Linked DNA regions of Homo sapiens: region 1 is linked to region 2. Evidence: chromatin contacts called from ENCODE Hi-C or POLR2A ChIA-PET data. All regions are on one chromosome and are shown on one strand. The core of a region is the stretch at or near the end of the contact, and the rest is flanking DNA. Distances in the headings are between cores, read along the strand shown. Region 1 has its middle 3.9 kb from the start of ARHGEF19. Region 2 has its middle 39 kb from the start of FAM131C.

Evidence for each region. A loop is a pair of places that touch in the nucleus more often than their neighbours do. ChIA-PET counts read pairs that join two places held with the same protein, here RNA polymerase II (POLR2A). Pooled maps may share reads with other maps.
Region 1: a loop to region 2 is called in a pooled map, with 1.8 times the contacts of the local background. The contact joins two enhancer-like sites. A Hi-C loop is called at or near these places in 2 of 168 maps with a recorded cell type or tissue (astrocyte of the cerebellum and endothelial cell of hepatic sinusoid) and 2 of 50 pooled maps. POLR2A ChIA-PET finds 5 or more read pairs at or near these places in 1 of 52 experiments (H1).

The regions. Positions count from the first base shown.
Region 1 is chr1:16,213,749-16,219,441 of GRCh38, forward strand. It overlaps the pseudogene ANO7L1. Among named protein-coding and RNA genes, the nearest start is that of ARHGEF19, 3.9 kb to the left of the region's middle. RefSeq lists silencers at 2,466-2,515, 3,633-3,742, 3,883-3,982 and an enhancer at 2,594-3,290. Within about 2 kb of position 3,426, at least 19 of the 41 ENCODE cell types and tissues checked have a DNase peak (open chromatin) inside an H3K27ac peak, as active enhancers do.
Region 2 is chr1:16,109,901-16,115,636 of GRCh38, forward strand. No RefSeq gene overlaps it. Among named protein-coding and RNA genes, the nearest start is that of FAM131C, 39 kb to the left of the region's middle. RefSeq lists an enhancer at 4,399-5,241. Within about 2 kb of position 1,956, at least 2 of the 41 ENCODE cell types and tissues checked have a DNase peak (open chromatin) inside an H3K27ac peak, as active enhancers do.

The DNA of each region.
Region 1 (5,693 bases), core at 2,176-4,675, 110 kb after region 2:
TTTATTTATTTATTTATTTATTTATTTTTAAGATGGAGTCTTGCTCTGTCACCCAGGCTGGAGCAAGTGGTGGGATCTCAGCTCACCGCAACCTTTGCCTCCCAGGTTCAAGCAATTCTTCTGCCTCAGCCTCCCCAGTAGCTGGGATTACAGGCGCATGCCACCACACCCTACTAATTTTTTTTGTTTCTAGTCAAGACAGGGTTTCACCATGTTGGCCAGGCTGGTTTTTGAACTCCTGACCTTAAGTGATCCACCCGCCTCAACCTCCCGAAGTGCTGGGATTATAGACGTGAGCCACCGCACCCAGTCTATTTTATGTATTTATTGTCAAAAAATAAAATAAAATGTCCTCAAGTGAGAGGGTCTCACTCTGTCATCCAGGCTGGAGTACAGTGGTGCAATTACAGGGCTCACTTGCAGTCTCGTCGACCTCCTGGGCTCAGGTGATTCTCCCACCTAAGCCTCCTGAGTAACTGGGACCACTGGTGTGCACCCCCACACCTGACTAATTTTTGTATTTTTTGTAGAGATGGGATCTCACCAGGTTGCCCAGCCTAGTCTCAAACTCCTGGGCTCAGGCGATCCACCAGCCTTGGCCTCCCAAAGTACTGGATTTATAGACATGAGCCACCACGCCCGGCACTCCAGTACAGTTTAAATCAATTCTAGATTACTTATAACACGTTAATACAGTGTAAGTGCTATGTAAATAGTTGTTATCCTGTAATGTTTTTTATTTGCATTATTTTTTATTGTCATTATTTTTGTTATTTTTTGTTTTTATTTTCATTTTCCATGCATTGTTGGTTGAACCCAAGGATGCAGAACCTGAGGATATGGGGGGCCAACTTAACAAGTTAAGTCATGAGCATTATCCCTTTGAAATCTCTCATCAGTTCTATGAAGTCCCTATTTTACAGATGACATTAAGGTTTGAGAGATTAAATAACTTGTCACACAGCTAATAAGGGGCAGGACTAGTATTGAAACCCAGGTCTGGCCGGGCGTGGTGGCTCACGCCTGTAATCCCAGCACTTTGGGAGGCCAAAGTAGGTGGATCCCCTGAGGTCAGGAGTTCTAGACCAGCCTGGCTAACATGGTGAAACCTGTCTCTACTAAAAACACAAAAATAGTCTGGGCACAGGGGCTCACACCTGTAATCCCAACACTTTGGGAGTCTGAGGCCAGCGGATCACGAGGTCAGGAGTTTGAGACCAGCCTGGCCAACATGGTGAAACTCTGTCTCTACTAAAAATACAAAAATTAGCCGAGCGTGGTGGCGCACACCTGTAATCCCAGCTACTCAGAAGGCTGAGGCAGGAGAATTGCTTGAACCACGGAGGTGGGGAGGCAGAGGTTGCAGTGAGTTGAGGTCACAACACTGCACTCCCGCCTGGGTGACAGAGCGAGACTCCATCTCAAAAAAAAAAAAAAAAAAAGAAAAGAAACCCAGGTCTGTCTGACCCCACCACCAACCTGAGTCCTTCACCACTGCCTGGTACTGCCTCACCAGGCTTTTAGGAGGGTCTCGTGGTGAAAAGTGTGTGAAAGTGTAATCCGGGGTGTCTCGGCTGACCTAACTAAACTCTTATTGGTCTTATTATTCTTACACTACAGGCTCGGAATACACAGCAGAGGTTTCATGGCCCATGCCCTAGTCCCCCAAAGTATTTATTTATTTATTTATTTATTTATTTATTTATTTATTTATGAGATGGAGTTTTGCTCTTGTTGCCCAGGCTGGAGTGCAATGGCGCAATCTCGGCTCACCGTAACCTCCGCCTCCCGGGTTCAAGCAATTCTCTTGCCTCAGCCTCCCGAGTAGCTGGGATTATAGGCATGCGCCACCACGCCCGGCTAGTTTTGTATTTTTAGTAGAGACGGGGTTTCTCCATGTTGGTTTGGCTGGTCTCGAACTCCTGACCTCAGGTGATCCACCCTCTTCGGCCTCCCAAAGTGCTGGGATTACAGGCGTGAGCCACCGCGCCCGGCCCCAAAGTATTTTCCTTAGCTGCCAACCGACAGCCATTAAGTTCAGAGTCATTAGGGTCCCTCTGCTCCCCCATGTTCACTTTGGCTCCCTAGAGCATTGCCACATAGTGAGGAGACACTGCACCGTGTGGGTGGGGACCAGGTGGCCGTGGAGAGGTGGCAGTCTGGGACGCAGAGACAGGTTTATTGTCAGCATTGCACAGAGGCCAGGAGGCAAGAACACGGAAGGGTAGCAGTGCAGGTCTGGAGGTCTCCAGGGAACTCCAATCCTCTCATCCAACTCCCGGACCGGCCTTGGGACACTGCCCAGATGCGTAACTGGAAGCCAGAGGACCCCAATAGGAGGAGCATCCTGGGGAACCTAGGGTCCTGGAAGGGCAGCCCTGCCTCACTCGCCCCTGCGTCCTGGACGCCCCTGCGTCCCTTGTGCGGACATAGAGCACAGCTTGGTCAGGCTGAGCAGGCTGGCACTCCAGAGCAGAGCCCCCAACCCCAGCTTGCAGATAAAGTAGAAAAGGGGGCTTGGCGGGGGCGGAGCTTAATGATGGGCGGGAACAGGCGGAAACTACAGGGAGTCCAGCCAATCCCTCCAATGGATGAGGCCAAATAAGGGGGCGGGGCTAGAGAGTGCTGAACTAGAGAGGGCTGAGCTGAAGCTTGAGGGCAGGCCAAGGGGCGTGGTCATTATGGTCATTATGTTGCGGGTGGGGCCGGGGTCCGCCTGCCTTGCTGACTGAAACAGCGTCTCCCGGTTGTCTGCCACCGCCTGCTTGGCCAGGTAGCGCTCGCGCAGTTATCTTGGTAGCCAGGGCTGGCACATCGGGCACGAGCCGGTCGTTGGGGCACAGGAAGAAGAACACTACATTCTGGGGAGAAGGGGGCCAAAAAGAGAGAATGATTGCCTTAGCGATCTTAACTCATGGAGCGCTTACCCTGAGCCAAACCCTAACCTGAAGGTTTTCCGGATATGAATTCATTTAATCCTCACAACAACTCTATGAGCTGGGGGTAATTTCTACTCCACAAGCGAAGAAACAGAAGCAGAAAGGGGTTGCCATTTGCCCAAAGACATAGAGGTATGATTCGAACCCCTTAACACTAGGAACCACGTCAGGGCAGGGCTTGTAAAAGAGCAAAGCTGGTGGGAGAGTGCTTCCTCTCGTTTCTCCTTTCTCTTGCCAAGAGATAATGTTATTATTATTTGTGATATTAATTCATTGAGCACCTACAACATGCCAGGCACAGTGCAAATGCTTGACACCGAACCTTCATAACGACCCTATGAAGTAGATCCTATTATATAATATATCCCAATTTCCAGCCGGTCGGCGGCAGAGCCTGAACTTGGAACCAAGTCTGTCCAAGACAGATGGCTGAGCCTACCTCGAAGGCGATAATGAAACCCAGATGCACATGCACAGCCAGCAGCTTCCAGTAGAAGAGGGCGAGGTTCACCCCCACGTCGCGAGAGGCCTTGTATCTGGGTTGCGGGGTCTGGAGAGGCTCTCGGATCTCGACTCCGAACCCCGCATTTCCTCCCCTCCTTCTCCCTAGAATCTGGCCCTGCCCGTTCAGCCAGTACCCTAGCCGGCTCCGCGCATTTGTCCGGGGCAGAATCAGCTCACTGCACCCCAGCCAGGCACCACCCCACCCGTCCAGTTTCGGCTCCCGGCTTCCCAGCTAGGCCCCGCCCCTCCCTCCTCAGCACCTGCCCCTCCCAGACAGGCCCCGCCCACCAAAGCTTAGCACCCGCCCTCTCCCAGGCCGGCCTCCCTCACCAAGGCTCAGCGCCGTGCTTCCCAGACAGCCCTGCCCCTCCCGCCTCAGCGTCCCGCCAACCAAGGCTCAGCGCCACGCCCTTCCCAGGAAGGCCTCGCCCACCAAAGCTCAGGGCCCCGCCCCTCCCGCCGCGCCCCTCCTCCCCAGCCTGAAGGGCAGAGTGTGTTTGCTCTGGGCCAGGTGGGCATGGGGCGCGGGTGCCCGCGTGAAATTCACAAATCCGTGCAGCTGGGTGTGGTGTTCGTACTGTTACGGGATATGCGGCAGAAGTCCGAGATGAAGGCGAGACGAAAGCCTGCAGAGCCAGAGGGCCTTCAGGGCCCAACCCCCTAACTCACCCCAACTCGGATCCAGACCCCCTCCCGTGGCAGGATGAGCCTTTGGCCCGGGATCCTAGCCTCCTCTCCCCTATTTCCCAAACTCTGACCCGGATTTCCTTCTCCAGCCCTGTATTTCCCTATTCCTGAACCCCCTTCCCCAGTCTCTGAGCTCCATCTCCCCCGCCCCCTGCCCCTGTATTCCCTTCATCTACCTCACTCCCATTCACGGTGACCTCAAGGTGTACCATGGCCTCCAGCAGGAGCAGTCAGATCCAGATGTCCAGCCGCGCCCAGCCATTGGTCGCTGGTACTTGCACAGGAACTTGTGGGCGTCCAGTCCAATCTCTACCCGGTTGTTGAGCAGAGTGAACAGGGGTGCCAGCAGGAAGGCTCCCACAAAGATGGTGATGAACCCAAACTGCAGCTCTGGCAGGCAGGGAGTGTCAGGCCCGGGGCCACCTCCCCTGTTGTGCCAGGCCCCCAGGGGCCCCACTCATGCCCAGGGCACACGCTGCTGAGCGACTGCTCCTCCATCCCTGGGTATTCATCAAACAGGCCCTGACACTTGATGAGCTCATAGTCCTTCCTTCTCCCAGTGCTGCAGCTCCTGCCCGATCTGGGTGTCCCTCTGCCCTGCCAGCTGCCACTTCTGCCACCAAGCCTTCCGTTTCCTGGAGGCAGGGCAACCAGATAATGGTCATAACAGGGCCTTGTGCTAGGAACTGCCACTTCTATCACCAGCACCCCTTAGAGGCAGGCACCATGATGATTTCCACTGTATTGATGAGGAAACACACCTGGAGAATTTGGCCCAGGCTCCCCAAATTGTAAGTGGTGGAGCCAGTGTTCAAATCCAATCTGTTAGACTCGAGTCCAGTGCTCTCAACTCTGCACTTCCCACATAGTCATTCTTGGTCTCTGAAATATCACTGCCCCCTGAAAAAAATAGTAATAGAAAGCCCTCCATTTGCAAAGCTGTTTCCTGTTGAACGCCTCATAATCCCCTCAACTCTCATGGAGAGGTATTATTGTCTCCATTGTACAGATGACGAAACTGAGGCCCAGAGAGACACAAAGCCACGCAGCTTACAAGAAGCAGGGCTAGGACTTGTGCCCGTATCTTCTGTCCCAGTAAAGGGTTTTTCTGCTCTGCTCTTATAAAAGCCCTCCAAATGGCCTGATTAGGCCCAGCCTTGTCCCCCGTTCTTCCCCCAACACTCACAGCCCAACAAATTCTTCCATGTGGTTGAGCAGCTGTTTGCCCACCATGATGATGATGAGCTGCTGGGTGACCTGAATGTGGCAGCCACCAGGACCGCACTGTTGTTGGCAGACACAGAGCACCTTACTCAGGGCTTTGGGGCTGCATAGGGGTTACCCCACCTCCCTGCTGGTGCAGAGAGTTGGCCACCTGCTCCTCCTACCCACTTTGGAGGCCCCAGAGGCAGATCCTACCCCTGCCAGACCTGAGGTTGTGATGACTACCCCCTAACCCCCCAGAATCAGCAACCCAGGGGTACATAATCACATCCTCACTCGGCATGCTGAGCAAATGTGCCATACTGACCGGGGTATCCCACAAACCTGAGGGCCCCCTGC
Region 2 (5,736 bases), core at 706-3,205:
CTTTCTGGAAGCCACAGCTCTGCTGAGAACAGAGCTTCAGGCCCAGAGTGGGGAGGCTTTTCCAGGGAGAGGGAGGGACAGGGGCCTGGGTTGCAGGACGTGCTTTCTGGTGGCGAGACATATATTCAACTCTCTGTGGTGGTTAGAGAGTGAACCTGGTGCTGTGTGGTGGTTAGGGAGTGAACCTGGAGTCAGCCCGCCTGGGCATAAATCCCACCTCAGGCATTGACTAGCTGTCACTTTGGGCAAATGACTTGCTGTCTCTGAACCTCAGTTTCCCCATCTGTGAAATGAGCACAACTACAGTGCATGCCTCACAGGACTGAAACTAGTTAACAAGCAAAGTCTCCTAAGCAAAGCTTCCTGGCTGTTCTAAGTGAGGTCTCAATCGTGTCACTCAATACTGTGTGTGCGGGTACTGCCGAGAGCCAAAGTCCCTGGCCATCATGGAGCTCAGAGCCAAGTGGAGGGTAGACAAACTGTAAATAAGGATCTAAATGAATTAACAAGATTCTCACGATGTGGGGATGAGTGCTGCAAAGGAAAGAACCAGAGGTTTGGGATAGAGAGTGCAGGCAGGCTGGGGGTATCAGGAAAACCGCTCTGAGGAGGGGATTTTGAGCAGATTCTCAAAAAATAGGAAGGAAGCAGCTGTGTGATGATCTGCGGGGAAGGGCATACCGGCCAAAGGTAACAGCAAGTGCAAAGGCCCTGAGGCAGAAATGAACATGCCATGCATGACACGTGCTAGGAACAAAAGAAAGGTGAGTGCGCCAGAAAATTCTCTGTTGCAGAACGATTATAGCTTCCTTGGCCTCTGCCCATCAGATACCAGCAGTGACATCCCTCCAACTGTAACAAAGAAAAGTGTCTCCAGATAGAGCCAAATGTCCCCTGGGTGGTTGGTGGGGTGGGTTATTGCCCCTGGCTGAAGACCACAGGGTTGGGGAGAGCATGGATAATAAGGTGGGCAGGTCATAGGGCCAGTGGGGCCTGGCAAGCTCCTTCCAGGGGTCAGAACATGGGAAGATCAAAGAGGGTCGGGGACGTGACTGAGGAGAAGGGGACACCTCACCCTTGCCCTAGCCCTGCCCAGATGGGGGCTCTGTACTGGCCTCCCCTCCACTGCAGCTCCTTTTGAAGGGCCCCCAGGGCTCCCTCCCCGATCCACTCCAAGCCTGGGGGGCCACCCAGGGGCCAACCCTGGCCCCCCCTGAGCCTTTGCTCCCTAGGTAGACCCCCGCTGGGATGCAGGTATCGGGGTCTCCAGAAACTGCCCTCAACCCGAAATAAAAATAACCATAAAGGGTCCTCCCTCCATCTCCCACTCAGGGTAGGGGAGTCGGGAAGCCCCTTCAACTGAACAGCTGCCCTCCCCTCTGGAGGCCCATCTTCCCTCTTCTCAGCTCTCTGGGTCTCTGGATCCCTCTTTCTCAAACTTTTTATTTTTTGAGACAGGGTCTCATTCTGAATCACAGCTCACTGCAGCCTGGAACTCCCAGGCTCAAGCAATCTTCCCACCTCAGCCTCCAGAGTAGCTGAGACTACAGGCACGTACTCTTTAAAACTATTTTTGGTAGAGACAGGGTCTTACTCTGTTACCCAGGCTGGTCTCGAACTCCTGTGCTCCAGTGATCCTCCCGCCTTAGCCTCCCAAAGTGCTGGGATTACAGGCATGAGCCACTGTGTCTGGCACCCCCTCTCTCAAACATGCTCTCTGTGGGCCTCTCTTGGGCCTCTCCTTGTCTCCCACCTTATCTGCCCCCTTATCCTCCATCATCCTGTCTGCCTGTCTGTCTGTCTGCTTCACCCCTACCTCGTCCCCTGCCCGGTCCTTGGCTGCATCTGTCCTCTCTGCCTTGATCTCTTTCCCTCCCTCAGCCTCAGTCTTGGTCTCTCCAGCCTCATCACCCACTGCCCCCCTTCCCGAGTCTGTCTCTCTCCCTCAGTGTCTCCAGTGGTTTGGACAAGCTCAGCTCCCTTCTGCCCAGATGACCTCATTCCCCACCACGTGCACACACACACACACACACACTCACTGTCACACACAAATCCACACAAAAGCACACACTCCCACAAAGACACAGTGACACATACACTCATATACATATGGAAACACACTTACAGGCGCACACGCCCAGGGACACCAACACACACTCTCATATGCTCAGACCCGTGCACAGGGGTCCCTGGCTGGGTTTCTCTGAATCTGACGTGGCCCTGCCCACGGTTGGCCTCCGTGCAGGCTTGGCGCATCTAGTCAGGTCCCAGGGAGGAGTGAGCAGAACCACAGCAGGCAGCCCAGGCAGGGCTTGCGGAAATCAAGCTCTCTGCTCAGACACACTCGGCCCACTCCCTCTTGCCAGCCTCCCTCCCATCTCCCCCTGGGGCTGGGGGTTACTCATGGCTCAGGGTCCCCTAACCCTGCCCCAGGTGGACGGGCCATCTCCTCTGCCCCCACAAGCTAGTCTGCCTTCTGCAAAGGCAGCCAGCCCTGGCCAGAGACCCAGAGACACGGGTCCAGCCAGCTCAGCCACCATCACTCTGGGAGACCTTGGGCACATGCCTCAGTTTCTTCCTCTGTCAACAGGAACCTTTACATCGGTTCTGCAGAATTGCTGGCACAAAGCGGGCACTGGACAGTGACAGGTATGAAGATTCTGTGGACAGCCTCCCACCCTCCTCTAGGCTCTTGGGCCTCCCTAGTCTCCCTCTGAGGTTGGCTCCTGCTGGCAGCCTGTCTCCAGGAGAACTTCCCGGCAGACTTGGGGGGTCAGAGGGAAGGGGGAGCCGACCTCCTGCCTTCTAATTTAGATTCCTGGGTTTATGGCAGGAAGCGCAGCAAGGCTGACACTGTAATTAAGGCGATTCCTGAGGCTGCGGGAGGAGGCAGGCAGAGGAGCCCACCACAGGGCTGGGCCCCCACTTCTTTCCTCCCTCTGCCAGAAGCCCCAACCTCAGAGCTTCAACAGGCTCCTCTGCCTTAGAGCCCAGGCTCTGGAACTCCACTTTGCATCCCAGGAAACCAGAGATGGGCAGCTGCATCCCAAGGGTCACACAGCACACGATGGCACGTGCCTGAGCCACCCCTGGGGGCCTCCCTCTGCCAACTGTGGTCCAGCTGGGGGTGCAGAGAGAGCCCAGATACATGGCTTCTTTGTTCCATCCACCCCGGATCCCAGGTCCCTCTTCTCTGAGTCCCCCTCCCCCTGCATTCCTGAGGTGTCTGGGCAGAGTCCGGCAGGGCTGTGGCAGGAGGGGCAGCTCCCCCACTCAGGGGTCAAGGCCAGGGCAGCAGCCGGGCCTGAGCACCGAGCAGTCTCCAGCTGAGGCCTGGGGCTGTGCTGGGTCTGTAGTGCCCAGGGGGAGACTTGGGGGCTCACTGTCCCCCTCCCTACCCATGGACTGGAGCTTTAATTCTCACTCTGCTCCTCTGGGTGACCCTGGGCCTCTCTTCTTGGAGTCTCAGTGTTCTCATCTATACAAAGGGTGCCACCATCACCGGGGAGGCCAGTTCTCCTTCCTGCCCTGGGCTGAGCTGGTGGTGCGGCCCCACCAGAGCACTTAGGTGGCCTTCACCAGCCTTCCCTGATTCTGGTCCGTGCCCAGTCAGGCTCTGTGGCCTTGGGCAACCCCTGCTCTCTGGGCCTCCACACCTTCTTTAGTAAAAATGAGGGGCTTGGACAGAGTCAGGGTCTCCCACTCCGGAGTTTCTCAAGCCAATACTGATCCAAAAAATCAGTGACAGGCTGGGTGCAGTGGCACACACCTGTAATCCCAGCACTTTGGGAGGCCGAGGTGGGCAGATCGCTTGAGGTCAGGAGTTCCAGACCATCCTCGCCAACACGGTGAAACCCCATCTCTACTAAAAGTACAAAAATTAGCCGGGCGTGGTGTTGCATGCCTGTAATCCCAGCTACTGGGGAGGCTGAGGCAGGAGAATTGCTTGAGGTGGAGGTTGCAGTGAGCTGAGATCGCGCCACTGCCCTCTAGCCTCGGTAATAGAGCGAGACTCGTCTCAAAAAAAAAAAAGATCTAGCCTAGGCCAGGTGCGTTTTCTCATGCCTATAATCCCAGCACTTTGGGAGGCCAGGGCAGGTGGATCACTTGAGGCCAGGAGTTTGAGACCAGCCTGGCCAACATGGTGAAACCCCATCTCTACTAAAAATACAAAAATTAACCGGATGTGGTGGTGCACGCCTATAGTCCCAGCTACTCTGGAGGCTGAGGCATGAGAATCACCTGAATCCAGGAGGTGAAGGTTGCAATGAGCCAAGGTGACAGAGTGAGATTCCATCTCAAGAAAAAAAAAAAAAGTAGGGCCAGGCGCGGTGGCTCACGCATGTAATCCCAGCACTTTGGGAGGCCAAGGCGGGTGGATCACGAGGTCAAGAGATGGAGACCATCCTGGCCAACTTGATGAAACCCCGTCTCTACTAAAAATACAAAAATTAGCCAGGCGTGGTGGCGGGCGCCTGTAATCCCAGCTACTCAGGAGGCTGAGTCAGGAGAATCGCTGGAATCCGGGAGGCAGAGGTTGCAGTGAGCCAAGATCACGCTACTGCACTCCAGCCTGGCAAAAGAGTGAGACTCCATCTCAAAAATAATAATAATAATAATAATAATCAGGGACAGGCGTAGGTGGGCACTGCCCACGTGGTTCTCCATGGGCCCCTCTCGGTTCCCAGCCAGCTGGGGACACCTTTGTCCTAGACTGCTTTGATTGTGACCAACCCAAGGGCCGGGCTGTTTGGGGAGCCAGGGCTGCATGCCTTCGCATGTGCATGTATGTAGTGGGGCATGTGAAGGTGGGGGAACAGTGCTGAGGAGGGTGGTGGTGCTCCCACCCCATAAAGGGCCATGGCTGCCTCTCGGGCTCTGCCTGGGCTCCACAGAGTGAACACTGGGGTCTGGGTCCTGACAGTAGATATGGAACAAGGCAGAGGCGGGAGGGGTGCCAGGCATTCCTCCAGCTGGGGAGAAAGGGGGCTTTGTTGCCCGAAACTGAGCCGCCCCCGGTCTCCTTGCATGCCCAGGCACTCGGCCAAAGATAGAGAAGCTCACACCATACAGGCGGGTGTGCCGAGGCCTCTCCTGAAACTTTGGCCTCCCCCGGCCCGGGCGCCCATGGTCAGTCGCTCTCTCCTCCCAGCCTAGGGCCCAGACAGGTCCATTAAAGGGTGCCGATGCCAGCCTGGAAGGGGGCTTGGCTGGGGACTGGAGTCCAAGGAGAGACAGAGGTTGGAGTGGTTGGAGTGTCAGGATTAGGGAAATACCTGCACCCCAGCTGAGCGTGGGGCGAGGTGTGAGTAGCATTCTGGATGCCCACACACTCTCATCCGGACTCCCCCACACCCCGTAAGGGAGGTACTGTCAGGCCCATTTTACAGACGAGTAAACAGAGGCTCAGCAAAGGGAGGACATGCAAGTTAGTGGCAGAGGAGGACCTGCAAATCAGTCCTCTGACCCCAAAGCTCCAACCTTGGAGACTCAGGGACACCTGGGAGAAGGAGGGGGCTGCCAAGTTGTCCCCAAGCTGTCCCCATGAGAGGCTTCCCTCTCTAAGTGCCTGTACAGAGCAGCCAGGCCTGGGGCTGGTGCCAGCCACTACCTTCCAGGGTTGTGAGATTAAATGACCCCCACACAGACCAGTGTAGCTCTCAGTAGATGTTTAATAAGTGCTCATTGGTGCCCTGGGTGACAAGTCCCTGTCTTTCTCTAGGCCTCTGTCCCCCA